2 separate regions of the Homo sapiens genome follow, and region 1 is linked to region 2. A link is a loop called in an ENCODE intact Hi-C map of the cell type or tissue named here. Cell type or tissue: heart left ventricle. All regions are shown on one strand. Links, peaks and the distances in the headings refer to the core of each region. The heading gives the core; the rest is flanking DNA. Region 1 holds the start of POLE2 (DNA polymerase epsilon 2, accessory subunit). Region 2 holds the start of DNAAF2 (dynein axonemal assembly factor 2).

Evidence for each region. Peaks named below come from ENCODE experiments on the same cell type or tissue, not always from the same donor. Only the 100,000 strongest peaks of a DNase experiment are listed, where the experiment ranks them.
Region 1: it touches region 2 in a loop (3-fold over the local background); 62 of 110 quality-filtered maps call a loop at or near these places.

What each region holds. Positions count from the first base shown.
Region 1 is chr14:49,683,081-49,692,962 of GRCh38, forward strand. It overlaps POLE2 (DNA polymerase epsilon 2, accessory subunit), which reads right to left and starts at 5,134. Exons shown (of 19, transcript NM_002692.4): 1 at 5,056-5,134; 2 at 513-613. The coding sequence starts at 5,123. It also overlaps the pseudogene RNU6ATAC30P. RefSeq lists enhancers at 4,371-5,132, 5,133-5,892 and a silencer at 5,197-5,246. In heart left ventricle, for the core only: a CTCF peak has its summit at 5,221; a DNase peak (open chromatin) is centred at 5,181; H3K4me3 peaks cover 2,213 bases; H3K27ac peaks cover 1,175 bases.
Region 2 is chr14:49,630,702-49,638,701 of GRCh38, forward strand. It overlaps DNAAF2 (dynein axonemal assembly factor 2), which reads right to left and starts at 4,543. Exons shown (of 3, transcript NM_018139.3): 1 at 2,586-4,543. The coding sequence starts at 4,448. RefSeq lists enhancers at 947-1,056, 1,906-2,666, 2,485-2,694, 2,765-2,824, 3,375-3,614 and 1 more and silencers at 3,105-3,374, 3,645-3,884, 4,115-4,164. In heart left ventricle, for the core only: CTCF peaks have their summits at 3,654 (motif pointing right) and 3,863; DNase peaks (open chromatin) are centred at 3,300, 3,690 and 4,220; H3K4me3 peaks cover 4,671 bases; H3K27ac peaks cover 3,401 bases.

The sequences.
Region 1 (9,882 bases), core at 1,631-9,630, 54 kb after region 2:
ACTAAGGGTTTGGATGTCATCAACAGTTAAAATAAAAAAGGCCGGGTGTGGTGGCTCCCGCCTGTAATCCTAGCACTTTGGGAGGCCGAGGCAGGTGGACTGCGTGAGCCCAGGAGTTTGAGACCAGGCTGAGCAACACAGTGAAACCCCATCTCTACTAAAATACAAAAAATTAGCCTGACATGGAGGTGTGTGCCTGTAATCCCACCTACTCGTGAGGCTGAGACAAGAAAATTGCTTGAACCCGGGAGGTGGGGGTTGCAGTGAGCCAAGATAGCGCCATTGCACTCCAGCCTGGGCAACAGAGCGAGACTCCATCCCAAAAAAGAAAGAAAAAAAAATTAAAATAAACTAAAGGTATTACCCCTTGGGAAGAAATGCTACCATGCATACATCTTATAACACTGGGACATCTTAATAGTGAAGCCTCAACTTCAATTTAAATCTATACATCTAACTGAAGATGCAGAACTATATTAACAATTTAGGAGTTATCAGAAAATATTACTTACAGGGTTGCTTCTCAACTGCATTAATTATCTTTTCCAGTTTATCTTCAAGCTCTAATTCACTGATAGACTGAAGAGCTTCTGTGAGGTACTTAATAGCTTCACTAAGAAAAGGAAAGGAAAAATGAGGCAGGTCATTAGTAATTAAAGGCTAAAAGTTTTCTGCCAAAAAGCAGCAAATACTCATCAATCTGGCACTGAAAGGAAGAACCACTAACTGCTCTCTTCAAGTAGCACTTTATCTTTCCTGTGCTTTCTGAACAAAATCATCCTCCTATGCCTTGCTAACATAAAGCCTCAAATCACATCCTTCCTCTAAGAAGGCTTCCTAGACCAGCTCTACCTGCTGCAATCTCCCCTTTCTTCTGAAATTGTTAAAAATCACATTTACATATACCTTAGATCTGATATATTACATTAGCCTTTTATTACTTACTACCCTACATTTAAGGCAAGAGTCCATCTGTTTCAATGTCAAGCACCATATCCTGAACATAAGACACTCATATATTTAATTTGATAATGCACTTGTTCAAAGTAAATTCCAATAATCACTGTTTTCAATTGTAAAATAAGAAAAAAAATAGGCTTGGCTGTGCGCGGTGGCTCACGCCTGTAATCCCAGCATTTTGGGAGGCCGAGGCGGGCGGATCATGAGGTCAGGAGATCAAGACCATTCTGGCTAACACACGATGAAACCCCGTCTCTACTAAAAACACAAAAAATTTAGCCGGGCATGGTGGCGGGCGCCTGTAGTCCCAGATACTCGGGAGACTGAGGCAGGAGAATGGCGTGAACCCGGGAGGCAGAGCTTGCAGTAAGCCGAGATCGCGCCACTGCACTCCAGCCTGGGCGAGAGAGCGAGACTCCGTCTCAAAAAAAAAAAAGGCTTTAAAAAACTATGACATTTGAATATAATCATAGAAGCAACACTCATTAAAATCACATGAATTTGTGTTATACGAAAGGAGAGGTTGGCACTCCACTTGACAAAGATGGAAGAGGCCCTCGGGCCTGACAATACACATATGGTAAGGCACTGCCACCTGCTTCATGGAGTCTGACCATCATTAAAAAAAAAAAAAAAAAAAAAAAATCATGGCTGGGCACGCGGTGGCTCACGCCTGTAATCCCAGCACTTTGGGAGGCCAAGACGGGCAGATCACGAGGTCAGGAGATCGAAACCATCCTGGCTACCACGGTGAAACACCATCTCTACTAAAAATACAAAAACAAAATTAGCCAGGCATGGTGGCGGGCGCCGGTAGTCCCAGCTACTTGGGAGGCTGAGGAGGGAGAACGGAGTGAACCTGAGAGGCGGAGCTTGCAGTGAGCGGAGATCGGGCCACTACACTCCAGCCTGGGCAACAGAGAAACTCCATCTCAAAAAAAATAAATAAATAAAATAAAATCACATTAATTCCTTACCTAAATCCCAACAATGATCAGAATGAACATGATTAACTAGTTACATGCCACTACATGCCATTCTGTATTTGTAGCACACTTTATACCTCACATCAATATTATTGCTGATTACAATATTAAACAATTAGCTAATTACATGCCATTCTGTATTTGTAGCACACAATTTAACATTTCACATATTATTGTTATAGCCATAACACTAATTGTTCTATATATTGGGTTGCTTTATTAGTTGTTTTGTGTGTAGGTGTTGCATCTCTCAAATTTATTATAGATAACTGAGAACTGAATTATAGATAACTTTAAAACTGTAACTTAGAACTCTGTGCCATCCTTCCACAGAGTTCTAAATACACTTGAAGGTGGTCCATAAATATTTGACCACTGAGTCCCTAAAATCATATACATTTTGGTTGCATCTTGGGACAGTTCTTAGCATAGACCAAAGCCTGTAAAGCCATACAGAATCTTGCCCCTGCCAAATCCCATTAAGCTCATACCATGTCCCTGGCCTTCCTGGCACTCTCCTGCTTTAGGGTCTTTATATGGCCATTTCCTCCCACTCTTCTCTCCACCTAGTCAGGTCCTGTTCTTTCTTTTTTTTCTTTCTTTCTTTTTTGAGATGGAGTCTCGCTCTCTTACCCAGGCTGAAGTGCAGTGGCGTAATCTTGGCTCACTGCAACCTTCACCTCCCGGGTTCAAGCGATTCTCTTGCCTCAGCCTCCTGAGTAGCTGGGGTTACAGGTGCACATCACCACGTCTGGCTGGTTGGTTTTTTTTTTTGTATTTTTAGTAGAGACAGGGTTTCATCATGTTGGTCAGGCCGGTCTCGAATTCCTGACCTCGTGATCCGCCCACCTCAGCCTCCCAAAGTGCTGGGATTACAGGCGTGAGCCACTGCGCCCAGCCAAGTCCTGCTCATTCTTTAAGTCAGCCCAAACCACTTCTGCAGTGAAGTTCTTCCTTGACTCTAGGGCAGTTTATACACCTTATCATAAACTCTCATAGCCCTTCTTTCCTGGAATCCCTTTCACAATTGAGATTAAATAGCTGTAAAATAGTCATTTAATATCCATGGTAGACAGACTTCTAAGATGGCCCCTAATAATCCATTACTCCTGGTAGTTACACCTATGTAATCCCCTGCCCTTAAGTGTGGGCTGGACCTAGTAACTTGTTTCTAAAAATAGAATATAGCAAAAGGGATAGAATAACTTACTGTATTATAATTTTGAAAGTAAAATTTAAAAGTAAAAAAAATTTAAAAATAACAAGATGTCACCTCCTTGATTAGGTTGCCTCAGAGTTACTAGAAGACTCTCTCTCTTGATGAAGCCATGTTGGGGGCACACATGGCAAGGGACTGAGGATAGCCTCCAGCCAACAGCCTGCCAGGCAATCAGGAACTGAATCCTGCCAACAACTGAATGAGCTTGAAGCGAATGCTGTCTGGACAACATTTGAGATGATCCATCTTGACTGCAACCTTGTGAAAAGACCCTGAAGTTGAGGACCCAACTAAGCCACACCTGAATTCCTAACCCACAGAAAATTTGAGATAATGTGTACTGTTTTAGCCTTTAAATTGTGGGGTAATTTGTCACGCAGCAATAGAATACATTATCTGCCCCCTACAAAGCTCTTGCTCTCTATTGCACCCCCTTACCCCAGCACGGTGCTTTGCAGCTAACAGATTTAAGTATACTTATGACTGAAATAATTAATGAACAAAAGCTTAATATTAGGTCAAATTCTAAGCGAAAAGAAAGTTAATTCATCAGTTCCTCATGCTTTCAAAATGTCAAGGACCAATTGAACAAAATTCATTATTTTCTCCCAAGGCATCTCCCAAAGCACAGTTAAAAGTCCCATAAAACTCACAAAACCAACCAAAAATCTACACACACAAAAGCAATAAAAACTGATACAGAGAGGTATATCCAATCCAGCAGGTATTTCAATATGTATAAAATATTGTGTTCTAGGTCAGGCGCAGTGGTTCACGCCTGTAATTCCAGCATTCTGGGAGGCCACGGCGCGAGGACTACTTGAGCCCAGGAGTTCAAGACCAGCCTGGGCAACATAGCCAGACCCCGTCTCTAAAAAACATACAACAACAAAAAATCAGCCAGGTATGGTGGCCCATGCCTGCAGTCCCAGCTACTTCAGCCCAGGAGGTTGAGGCTGCAGTAAGTCAAGTTCGCATCACTGCCCTCCAGCTTGGGCGAGAGTGAGACCATGACTCAAAAAAAAAAAAATACATATATATATATACACACACACCACACACACACACACACACACACACACACACACACACGTACATATAGAACTCTAAAACACGGAGCAGATTTAATGAGAGAAATCTTGGGAAGGTTCATATGTTCTATAGGTCCTCAAAAACACGGATATGCCCAGGAAACCTGACTTTCACATAAATTGGCAACTGCAGACGTGCAAGTGGGCTTTCTCGGGTCTCTCATCTTATGTCTCAGCAACCTTCCCGGGAGCCTGAGAGCTGTCCAGGTCACAATGTTGATAACCGGCTGCCATAGATAGGTTGCAGCTTCTCGGGCTCAGTTTGACATGTGCAGAAGAGCCTCGGCCCGCCTAGAAGAAACATTAAACTCCTCGCATGGGTCGGGGAAACCAAAGAAGGCACGGCAGCCTCAAGATCCACCTCGCTTCTTAGAACTTTTTTTTAATGGAGTCTCTCTCTGTCGCCAGGATGGAGTAGAGTGGCACGATATCGGCTCACCGCAACCTCCTCCTCCCGGGTTCAAGCGATTCTCCTGCCTCAGCCTCCCAACTAACTGGGACTACAAGCGCGCGCCACCACGCCCAGCTAATTTTTGTATTTTTAGTAGAGACGGGGCTTCACCATGTTGGCCAGGATGGTCTCGATCTCCTGACCTCGTGATCCGCCCGCCTCGACCTCCCAAAGTGCTGGGATTACAAGCGTGAGCCACCGCGCCCGACCGCTTCTTAGAACTCTGAAATTTAAGGTCAAGCCCCCTCTCGGCGCGCGGGGAGCCGCCGCGGTGCGTCCCGCTGCCGCACCAGGCAGACGGGCCCCAGCTCTTCCCTCTCGCCCTTCAAGCTGCCCGAGCCCACTCACCCACGGAGCAGCAAGCCCCGCAACTTGAAGGCGGAGAGCGCCCGGCTCCGCAGCCGCTCCGGCGCCATATTTGCGATTTGGCGCCACCGCCGCAGCTCCGCCCCTTCCCGGGCGCGCCCCTCCCAGCTCCGGCCTCGGCCCTGGCCCGCGTGGCGCTAAACCCTGTTAAGATCCCTGCTTGGTCTCCGCTGCCTGCGCCGCAGCAACTCAGACCTTACAGTTCGCAACCCCGGACCGAGTAGGCTGAAAGTGGAGACCACCTCGCGCTCCTTTGCTGCCGGGAAACTGAGGGCCAGAGCGTCTTCCCTGGTGTCGGGCTGCGTTGAGCCAGCCACAGCGCTCTCACCGCTGCCCTAGACATTGCAGGACTGCGGCCGAGCTTCCCGGACACAGGATCCCCCTTCTTTCGAGGCCATGAGAGCTGTTGGGTTCCCTACTTCGCACAAGCTCTGGAAATACTGTGCCTCGACATTTACCGGAAGCTGTTATAAATCTCCATCGCTCCCACCTACCCCGATTTTTATTTAACTTGAGGGCTTCGTATGCGCCATGCACTGTCATAAGCACTTTAAATGTGTGAATTCATGTGTTGCTCATGACAGCCCAGTGAGCTGTCTACTGTCTTTTCCACAACAGCCTCATTTTACAGATGAGAAAACTGAGACACAAAAATGGTAAAGGACTTGCTCAAGATGAAACGACGAGTTAAATGGTGTAGTCAGGATTTGAACTCAGTTATTCTGATTTCAGGTGGACTGTCAATCTGCCACACTTCAAAACGCTTGCTCCAATGAGTTGACTAACCCGTGGAGTGCTTATAAGTAAACACGCGGCTTATAAAACAGGAGGATGATTTCACAGTACCAATATAAAGTGACCTCCAACGTATACGGGTTTTTTTCTTTTTTAAAAAAAAGCGAAGTTTAATGAAGGAAGGGAAACAAAAGTATATGTATTTGTTTTTGCATTTTAAAAACCTCTGGGCCCGGGCGCGGTGGCTCACATCTGTAATCCCAGAACTTTGGGAGGCCGATGCTGGCAGATCACTTGAGGCCAAGAGTTCGAGAACAGCCGGGCCAACATGGTGAAACCCCGTCTCTACCAAAAAAAAAAAAAAAAAAAAAAAATTAGCCAGGCGTGGTGGCGCGCGCCTGTAATCCCAGCTCCTGGGGAGGTTGAGGCAGGAGAATCTCTTGAGCCTCGGAGGCGGAGGGTGCAGTGAGCCGAGATCGTGCCACCACTCCAGCCTGGGCAACAAAGCAAGGCTCTGTCTCAAAAACAAAAAAAGCCGGGCGCAGTGGTTCACGCCTGTAATCCCAGCACTTTGGGAGGCCGAGGTGGGCGGATCATCTGAGGTCAGGAGTTCGAGACCAGCCTGACCAACATGGAGAAACCCCGTCTCTACAAAAATACAAAAAAATTAGCCAGGCATGGTGGCGCATGCCTGTAATCCCAGCTACTCGGGAGGCTGAGGCAGGAGAATTGTCTGAACCCGGGAGACAGAGGTTGCGGTGAGCCGAGATGGGGCCATTACACTCCAGCCTAGGCAACAAGAGTGAGACTCTGTCTCAAAACAACAGCAACAACAACAACAAAACAACTCTGGAAGGTTAAATCAGAGACCACAAAAATGGTTAACTACAAAGGGGTGAGGGGATAGGGATGAAAGTGAAAACTTTCTTTACAGTGAGACTTTTAATCCATGTGCATGTTTTACATATTCAAAAAATAGAAAATAAAAAGGTGAGCTTAAAATTGAATGCATACTAAAACTAATACACCTAATTGTATATTAAATTGGTAACATAACATCACAAGTGATTTTTGAACACAGTTCTCTTTATTTAGTGAAATATTTTTCAAAGACAAAAAGTACAAAGAAATTTTTAATTTTTATGTAAGAAAGGATAGGAAATACGAATAGAAAGACATATAGTTAATTCTCATTACTGTACCTGTGATAGTTAGATTTTATAAGTAGCCACCAACAAATAATTATTGAATACTAAACCATTCCTACTAGGGGAAGTACAGAATTAGGTTCCTGTGAGCCTCTGGTGACAATGTTTTCATCAACTGATCAACATATAACCTTGTTTTGTTTTTTTTTTTTTTTTTTTTTTGAGACGGAGTTTCGCTCTGTCGCCCAGGCTGGAGTGCAGTGGCGCGATCTCGACTCACTGCAAGCTCCGCCTCCCGGGTTCACGCCATTCTCCTGCCTCAGCCTCCCGTGTAGCTGGGACTACAGGCGCGCGCCACCATGCCCGGCTAATTTTTGTATTTTTAGTAGAGACGGGGTTTCACCGTGTTAGCCAGGATGGTCTCGATCTCCTGACCTCGTGATCCCCCCGTCTCGGCCTCCCAAAGTGCTGGGATTACAGGCGTGAGCCACCGCGCCCGGCCTATAACCTTGTTTTATGTGTGTTTTTATGTAAAGACATCTTTACATTGTGATTCGTTAACACTGAACTCAGGGCCAAGAGCCCTATAACTCATAGCTGAAGGAAGCTTATTTATCACATGTATTTTCTCCATAAGGCACTCCCACTCTCAAATAATTCAACAAAATGAAAAAGACAGACACACACATACCAACAAACATAAAGCTAGTATGGTAGTATTAATAATTATTAACCTGGAGTGGAAGATACACAGGTACTCTTTGAACTATTTTTTCAACTTTTTTTGGTTTGCTACTTTTTATATTAAGAAATTGGAGAGAAAATAATCAATTCCAGTTGCCCAGCTTTCTCTCACAATCTGACCTCACAATTCCCCTTTTCCCATAAATGTTCCCAATCATAATTCTCTTTCTCTAATAAATTTTCAACTTCTTCTATGGCTCCTTCACCTGGCCAGCTCATAAAGTCCCAATACTTAAATGAACAATTATATGCTGATGACTCCAAAATCCCTATCTCTAGCCCTTAGCTCTCTTAGACTTCAAATCCAACTCAATATGCCTCCAAATGAACTCACCATTAGCCCTGCCCTCCCCCAAACCTGTTCCTCCTCCCATGTTCAATAACCTAGCGAAGGGCTCCACCCACCTCCCACCCAGTGACCAAGCTGGTAAACTAGGCATATCCTTGACTCTTCCCTCTCACGAATGAAAGTTCCTTGAACAACTTCCGTTCATCATTCAGTTCTTAACTTAGACTTTACTTTCTCTCAGGAACCTTCCCTGTCTTCCCTCAATCTGAGTTAAAGGGCCTCTGTACACCCAAGGTGCCCTGGACTTTTGCTATTTTCACACTTACTGCACGGTATGGTAATTGTCTGTTTGCTGGTCTATAGACTCCACCAGACTCTACAGTCCAGGAGGACAAATGCTCCATTTCAAAAATACAATACCAATATTACTAGTAACAATAAAGTGATGGAGTGAGAATTATGATTGACATATAGTTTACACTAAGTAAAATGCACATATCTGTATGCAGTTCAATGCATTTTGATAAATGTATACACCCATGTAACCACCACCTCAATCAAGATACAGAACATTTTAATCACTCCAGAACACTTCCTGTACTCCTTTCCATCAGTCCCCTCCCCCTCCCTACTCCCAAATGACCACTTTTCTGCTTTCTATTATCATAGATCACTTTTGTCTATCTTGAATTTCTTCCTTCCTTCCTCCCTTCCTCCCTCCCTCCCTTCTTCCTTCCCTCCCTTCCTCCTTTTTCTTTCTTTCTCTCTCCCTTTCCCTCTCTCTCTCTTTCTCTCTTTCTTTCTAAGGAACCTTGCTCTGTCGCCCAGACCGGAGTGCAGTGGCGCGATCTCGGTTCACTGCAACCTCCACCTCCCGGGTTAAAGCGATTCTCTTGCCTTTGTAGCTGGGATTACAGGCATGCGCCACCACGCCCGGCTAATTTTTGTATTTTTAGTAGAGACGGGATTGCCCAGGTTGGCCAGGCTGGTCTCAAACTCCTGAGCTCAAGTGATCCGCCTACCTCATCCTCCCAAAGTGCTTAGATGAGAGGCGTGAGCCACTGCAATCCAGTTACATTTGTAAAGTTAAATATGCATTTATCCTCTGACCCAGCAATTCCACATCTAGAACTCTACTCCAAAGATAGGCTTGTACAAATACAAAATAACATATGCATAACGTTTCATCGCAGCATTATTTATGATAGCCAAAAAAACCTGGAAATAACCGATATGTCCATCAATAAGAATCTGTTTGAATAAGCTATGACACATCCAATCGGTGGAGTGCTATGAAGCTATGAAAAGGACTGAGGAGACTGCTTGCTGTATCCTGATATGGATCGTCAAGTGAAAAGAGAAAGTTAAGGAACACTGTATATACTTCCTTTTGTGTAAGAAAAGGAGCAGATACTCTGTTTATTTGTATAGTCAAAAATAAACAATAGAAAGTATCATTAAAGTGCACCAGACTTAAGTGCCTTCTAATGTGATGCAATATGAAGTATTTTCCAAAAAAAAATCTGAACTAGAATCTAATAAAGCTTTTAGATACAGCTTCCAGCCTAAAAGAAGTATGGGGAAAGGATGCACAAGTTAATGAGAAAAGACACTGAGGAACCAAACCCAGAAGGTGGTACGGCTGTAGGAAAATAAGAAAACTAATCCATATAACAAACAAATGGCACAAGAGAGAAGGGAGAGAAGCTATTCTAGAGTAAAACAGACGTAAAGTCTTAAGAGGCGTTAACAACGAATTACGGTGCTGAACAAACCAACTATAGAAAAGACATTTTGAGATAATCAAGGAATCTGACTACAGACTGACTACTAAATGAGGCTGTACTGCCAAAACACAATTCCAAGAGAGAAGGAATCTGCGCGTGGAAAGCC
Region 2 (8,000 bases), core at 1-8,000:
TAAACTCTCTACACACACACACACACACACAAACTCTCTACACACACACACACACTTTTTTTTTTTTTGAGAAAGAGTCTCACTCTGTCACCAGGCTGGAGTACAACTGCGTGATCTCAGCTCACTGCAACCTCCACCTCCCGGGTTCAAGCAATTCTCCTGCCTCAGCCTCCCAAGTAGCTGGGACTGCAGGCGTGCACCACCACGCCCAGCTAATTTTTGTATTTTTAGTAGAGACAGGGTTTCACCTTGTTGGCCAGGATGGTCTCAATCTCCTGACCTCGTGATCTGCCTGCTTCAGTCTCCCAAAGTTCCGGGGCTACAGGTGTGAGCCACCACGCCTGGCTACGTATTTTTCTTCCATTAAACAGTATTTAAAATCGTGAAAACCTACCAAACAAAAGTGAACCTTGGGAATAGAAAAATTTTACATTTAGAGTAACTGGCTTTGCTATTATTTGAAGATCCAGAATAACACAGTGTTACAGAAACATCCCCATCGAAAGCATTTCTAAGGTTCATGCCTCTGGGAAAAGACATCATCTTTGACTCCTTGCAAATAATACACCAAATATTTTAATTTTTAGTTATCCGAAGGAATATATAGTGGACATGGTTATGATTAAAATACAGAAGATTTGCAGCCGGGCGCGGTGGCTCATGCCTGTAATCCCAGCACTTTGGGAGGCCGAGGCGGGTGGATCACGAGGTCAGGAGATCAAGACCATCCTGGCTAACACGGTGAAACCCCATCTCTATTAAAAATACAAAAAATTAGCCTGGCGTGGTGGCAGGTGCCTGTAGGCCCAGCTACTCGGGAGGCTGAGGCAGGAGAATGGCGTGAACCCGGGAGGTGGAGCTTGCAGTGAGTGAGCCGCCCCACTGCACTCCAGTCTGGGCGACGGTGCAAGACTCCATCTCAAAAAACAACCAGAAGATTTGCATAAACTTGCCTTCTCAGTCTAATGACTGATTAAATGACTAATGAACTGAAAAAGTTACTGACCTCAGAGGCTCTGAAGATTTAGGAAAATTGTCAGTAAACACTGAAAACTTCAATACATATATTTAGTATTTATTTGTAAAGTTCTGACCTTGAAAGCCACATAACAGTCTCTTTATGATTATTTTCATGTAATGCATATAATATTATCATTATATATGTTCCACTACTCATGATTTTTTTCCAAAAATTTAACACTGAGAGCCTGGTCCAGTACAAAGTAAAGCAAAAGAGTTACATGCTGTTGTTCCATCAGCTTTAGAAAAATGTGATGATTAGTGAAGTAATTACAAATCTATTTCAGGCTTCAAAGATATAAAATACAGTTGCCCTAATCCCATTTTCGTCGTTTATTTTCTAAAATGTTAGCATACTTGAAAATCGGATTAAAATGTATTATTGAATATTTTCTTAATTGCTTGTCTACAAAGTTTTCTTCCCACATTGTGGGTTATTTTCATATTTACTAAAACTGTTACAGGAAAACAACTGCCCTTTCCTAAATGTCCCACTTCTGATGACAAAAACAGATACTCAGTTTCATATTTTATATTCTAACAAACTACCTTAGCTAGCCCAGCTATTTATTTTACCACTTTTGGAAGGTTTCCAATTAGCCACTTCTCATAGAGATACCCAACTCAAAAATTACACATGTAACTTCCTAGCAAATTTCTAGAAAAACGAGGGAAAAGTAAAATTTTCTCGTAAGTTAAAGCCCAAAGTCTAATACTTAATTTTTCTTTTTTTTTTTTTTTGATACAGAGTTTCGCTCTTGTTGCCCAGGCTGGAGTGCAGTAGCATGATATCGGCTCACTGCAACCTCCACCTCCTGCGTTCAAGTGATTCTCCTGCCTCAGCCTCCCAAGTAGCTGGGATTACGGGTGCCCGCCACCACGCCCAGCTAATTTTTGTATTTTTAATAGTGACGGGGTTTCGCCATGTTGGTCAGGCTGGTCTCAAAGTCCTGACCTCAGAAGATCCACCCGCCTTGGCCCCCCCAAAGTGCTGGGATTACAAGCGTGAGCCACCGCACCCAGCCAACTAATACTTAATTTTTAATATATAATCCGTGCAGCTAGTGTTGTTTCTCAACACTTAACTCTTGTTTATGTTAAAAGAGCTAAAAAAATTACATGTAACATTAACAAAAACCACCAATTGTCCATTTATGAGTTTAAAGAGTCTTCAGAACTTCAAATTTTAAGTTGTTTTTTTTTTTGTTTTTTGTTTTTGAGACGGAGTCTCCCTCTGTCGCCCAGGCTAGAGTGCAGTGGCGCGATCTTGGCTCACTGCAAGCTTCGCCTCCCGGGTTCAAGCGATTCTCCTGCCTCAGCCTCCCGAGCAGCTAGGACTACAGGCGCCCGCTACCATGCCCGGCTAATTTTTGCATTTTTAGTAGAGACGGGATTTCACCGTATTGGCCAGGCTGGTCTAGAACTCCTGACCTCGTGATCCGCCCGCCTCGGCCTCCCAAAATGCTGGGATTACAGGCGTGAGCCACCGCGCCCGGCCGGTAATAGCAAATTTTTAAAGTGAGATGGGATATTTCAAATATGAGGACTCTGGAAAGAACTGTTACCTCCAAAGAATCGTTGTTTACACCATAATACCACTCTCTCCAATGTCCATGGCTCTCTGGAGATTTTGCCAGTTCTATCACTGCATTGTTTGAAGAAATGCTAATCACAGGTTCTGTGGTACTCAATTTATTCTCTGGAGCAAATTGCAAAAAGAAGGAATAAACTAAGTCTTGTGCGGAGAAGCGTAATTTGTACCAGAGGGGATTCAAATCTCCTTGAAGACTTTGCGGCTGGATCCGAGGCACCTGAATGAGCAGAGTCAAGGTTTCTTTGTCCTGATTACACAGTAACGGAGGACACAAAGGCTCCCCGCTCTTGGTCCCGGGACCACCCATGGCGCAGGCTGAGCGCTGGCCGCCCGTGCCCTCCGACTCCTCGCGTGTTTCCACACTGCTATCTCCGCGCGCACTCTCTCTTCCCGCAGAAGAACCCCACGCCAGGCTCCGGGAGGACAAACAAGGGGAGCCTCCGCCACCAGGTGAGTTTTCTCCTCCAGGAGATGGCTCCTCCACGCTGCCCGGCGGTGACCCCGCGTGCCTGCTCAAGTCCTGCTCCCCCGGCTTGGGGACACGCTCCTCTCCAGCTGCGGCCGGCGGAGGCGCCACCTCCGGGTCGCCCAGGGTGGTGACCCCGGAGCCCGCAGCCCCAGCCACGCAGGTATCGTGGCCTCCGTCCTCCGCGCGACTCCTCGCGGGTCCCGCCTCCCCCTCGCGAGCGGAAGCGCAGGCCTGGCCGTCAGTTCCGGACCGGTCCGCGGACTCTTCCGGCGCGGCGGCGGCGACGGCGACAGCGGGCTCCCGGCGCGCGGCCGGCAGCACCACTGGCAGCGTAACCACCAGCTGCCGCCGGGCCTTGTTGAATTGTGCCTTGCCGCGGCCATCGTCCACTGGGTACGGGAGCGAGAGCCGCAGCCGGTAGTCAGGTTTCCTCGAGTCGAGGCACAGCAGCTTTCTCGTTACCTCCAGCGCCGCCTGCTCGGCCGAGCGCAACAGCGGCAGTTCGATGGTGATCACCAGCTCATGGGGCACGGGGCTCGGGGCTGAGTCCCTGGAGCAGCGGTAATCCTGGAGGTCCACGTGGTGGCGCTGCACCACGCTGTAGCGAGGCTCGGTGGGGGCGGGCTGCAAGGCCGCTTCCGGAGGGGAGGGCGCCCGGGGCCCGGGGGCTGCCGGGTACTGGTAAGGGTAGGGGAAGTCCGGGAGAGGACCCTTCGGCTCCCCGTCAGGCCTTGCGGGGATGACCCCGGGCAGGGGCGTGCGCAGCACCGCAGCCTCTGGGGTCCCCTTATACTTGGCCTTCAGGGTCTTGGCATTCCTGCGGTCCAGCTTCACGCCGAACTGCTTCTCGACGGCCTCCAGGGCCGTGGCGTCCAGCATCTGGCGGAAGCCCTCGTGCCGCCGGGCCAGCGCAAGCGCGTCTGGATGGAAGACCACGTCGTAGACCATGTAGCGGCTGCTGCTGCGCCCCGCGTACTCGCGGCCGGGCGCCAGGCTGTAGGGCAGGGACCAGTGGCTGCCAGGAGCTGCGCCCCGGTCGCCACCGGAGCCGGGCCGGCTGCTGGGCGCGCCCACCAACGCGTTGCTGCAGACATTCACAAAGCAGCGCCGCGCCCCGTCCAGGCTGGTGCGCAGCACATGGCCGGGCTCCGGGTGCACGAACCGCACTTCCACCCCGCGCTCACGCTCTAGCGCGGTGATCTCCGCCTCGTAGCGCCGCCGGTTCTCCGGGTCGGTGAGCTCCTCGGCGTACTGGGAGAACATTCGCCGGAACTCCGGGTCCTGGAAGGCGGAGGTGAGCCGCTGGACCTCCTCTCCGCTCAGGTCCAAGTCCTCCAGCGACGAGGAGGCCGCCGCTTTGGCCATACTGTCCTGTGGCTCCTCGCCCTCGGGCCAAAGGCGATCAGTCTGACACTGGGTTGGGGGATCCGCCTCAGAGTTTCTGGGCAGCGTACAGTGACGCGGTGGAGGTCGGTAACGGCTGGAAAATTGAGCCTTGAGCAGCGCGTGCTTGTTGTCATAGTTACACCACTAACATTCGGGAGGAGGGGTAGAGATCATGGTGGAATAGGCCGGGCGCGGTGGCTCAGGCCTGTAATCCCAGCACTTTGGGAAGCCTAGGCGGGCGGATCACGAGGTCAGGAGATCGAGACCATCCTGGCTAACACGGTGAAACCCCGTCTCTACTAAAAATACAAAAAATTAGCCGGGCATGGTGGCGGGTGCCTGTAGTCCCAGCTACTCGGAAGGCTGAGGCAGTAGAATGGGGTGAAACCCAGGAGGCAGAGCTCTTGCGGTGAGCCAAGATCGCGCCACTGCACTCCGGCCTGGGCGACAGAGCAAGTCTCTCAAGGAAATCATGGTGGAATAGTGGAAATGCCAGAAATAGCCCTCTTAGATTCTTCAAACCAACCCACCACCGTACTTTGTTTTGTTTTGTTTTGTTTTTCTTTTTTTGAGACAGAGTCTCGCTCTGTCACCCAGGCTGGAGTGCAGTGGCGCAGTTTCGGCTCACTGCAAGCTCCACCTCCCAGGTTCACGCCACTCTCCTGCCTCAGCCTCCCGAGCAGCTGGGACTACAGGCGCCTGCCACTACGCCCAGCTAATGTTTTGTATTTTTACTAGAGACAGGGTTTCACCGTGTTAGCCAGGATGGTCTCGATCTCCTGACTTCGTGATCCGCCCGCCTCGGCCTCCCAGAGTGCTGGGATTATAGGATTACAGGCATGAGCCACCACACCAGGTCCAAAACCTTTTTTTTTTTTTTTTTTTTTTTGAGGCTGTCTCACTCTGTCACCCAGGCTGGAGTGCAGTGGTGCAGTCTTGGCTCACTGCAACCTCCGCCTCCCGGGTTCAGGCAATTCTCCCTGCCTCAGCCTCCCAGGTAGCTGGGATTACAGTGACTCACCACCACGTCCGGCTAAGTTTTGTATTTTTAGTAGGGATGGGATTTCACCATGTTGGCCAGGCTGGTCTCCCACTCTTGACCTCATGTGATCTGCCCACCTCAGCCTCCCAAAGTGCTGGGATTACAGGCATGAGCCACCGCGCCCGGCCTAAAACCTTTCTAATGTGCATATTTTTTTGACCCAAATGCCCTTAGAGTATTTGACACAATACTCTTAGAACATTCTCAAGGTGACATCATTTATGATTCTAAAGGTTTGAGAAGAATCTACAAATTCAACAATGGAACTGATTGAGCAGGTTTTGGTAGAGCCACGCAACAGAGTTTTGTGCAACCATTCAAAATGATCATATGGAAGTATATTTATTTACTGGAGTAATTATTTATTCATTGGTAATTGGTCAATTCAGTGATCATTTTTCTATTCTCAGCAACATTTAACACAGTTGATGTTGGCATTACCTCAGTGACAAGACACTTTCCAGATTTCTCTTCTGTCTCATCACTCTCATAGTTTTGCTCTGTAGGTATCTACTTCTTTTCAACTTCTACATGGAAATGCCCCAAAACTGGGACCCAATCTCTTACCCATCTATACTCTCCTTCAGAAATATATTTACACTCACAAATACTTGTCTTAGACTCAGATTTTACACTCCTATATCCAGCTGCACGTTTGAGGTGTCCATTTGAGTGATTAATGCATAAGCTACTCAGGCTTGAAATGACCAAGATCAGAACTCCTGAATCCTCTTTTCCCAAACCACTGCCTTATCTTATGGTCTCTTGGAAGCATTCAAAGCAGTTGACTGCCCCTTCGAAACACATTTTTCTCATGTTTTGCAGAACTCCAAGCTCTCCCATTTTCCTCCTTTATGCTCCTGCCAGTTCTGCAAATGTGGGAGTTGCCCAAGGCTTTGTTCATCAGCCCTCTTACCTAATCACATTTCTTCCAAGATGTCTTATCCAAGCCCATAGTTTTAAATGCCATCTGTGTTCAAATTAGTCCTTTCAACAGATATTTATTGTGTGCTTATTGCACTTATTATATAGGTAATTAACAAAGATGTGAAGCAGTTGCATTGCTTTTTTTTTTGAGACAGAGTCTTGCTCTGTCGCCTAGACTGGGGTGCTTTGGCGCGATCTTGGCTCACTGCAACCTCCGCCTCCTGGGTTCAAACAATTCTCCTGCCTCAGCCTCCCAAGTAGCTGGGATTGCAGGCACCTACCACTGCGCCCAGCTAATTTTTGTATTTTTTAGTAGAGATGGGATTTCACCATGTTGGTCAGGCTGGTCTCCAACTCCTGAGCTCAGGTGATCCGCCCACCTCGGCTTCCCAAAGTGCTGGGATTACAGGCACAAGCCACCATGCCCAGCCAGCAATTGCACTTTCATATCCTGGGAGTATATATTGGAACACTGTTAACATAAGGCTTACGACAATGAAATTCTCCCAGATACACATTCAACAGAAACACATATCCCCACCAAAACACATGTACTACAATGTGTGTATTCATAGCGGCACTATTTCATAGTTGACAAATTCTGGAAGCAACCCAAATTCTCATTCATAGTAGAATGGATAAATGTAAATATCCACCCACACAATGCACTACTCAACAGTATAGATGAGTATCATTAACATAATGGTGCTTGAAAGAAACCAGATGTAAAATAATACATATGACTCTGTCATATAATAGACAAAACATGGCAAAATAAATCTGTTAAGCCAAGCTAGTGATGGCCATGTTGGGAGAGCTTCTGGGTGAGGGTCTGTTAATCTTGGTTACATTGGGTGTGCAATTTGTGAAATTCATTGTGCTGTACGCTGACAGTAGATTTTATGTATCTTATACTTTTAGAGTTAAAAAATGTACTTTTTTTTTTTTGAGACAGAGTCTCCCTTTGTTATCTAGGCTGCAGTGCAGTGGCACAATCTCAGCTCATTGCAACCTCCGCCTCCCAGGTTCAAGCAGTTCTCCTGCCTCAACCTCCCGAGTAGCTGGGATTACAGATGCCCACCACCACGCCCGGCTAATTTTTCTATTTTTAGTAGAGACGGGGTTTCGCCACGTTGGCCAGGCTGCTGTCAAACTCCTGACCTCAGGTGATCCACCCTCCTCGGCCTCCCAAAGTGCTGGGATTACAGGAATGAGCCACCTTGCCTAGCCTAAAAAAAAGAAAAAAAAAAAAAAAAAAAAAACTTTGCCCTCGTGGATCTCATCTGGGGTGAGACTAGTGACTCCAAAATGGTATCTCCAGTTCTACCTGACCACTGAGCTCCAAGAGACTCACATGCCACTGCCCCGCAGTTATCCACCTGGATGTTTGATGGGCATCTCACATTAACAATTCTACGTAGAAATCTTGATTTTTATATCTAACTTGTTCTGTCCCCAGTTGCACTAAATAATACCGCCTACCCAGCTACTTAAACCTAAAACATAAGCTGATTCCTCTTTCCCTCACCCTGCTGCCATTCAGTTACATAGTCCTGTTGTCT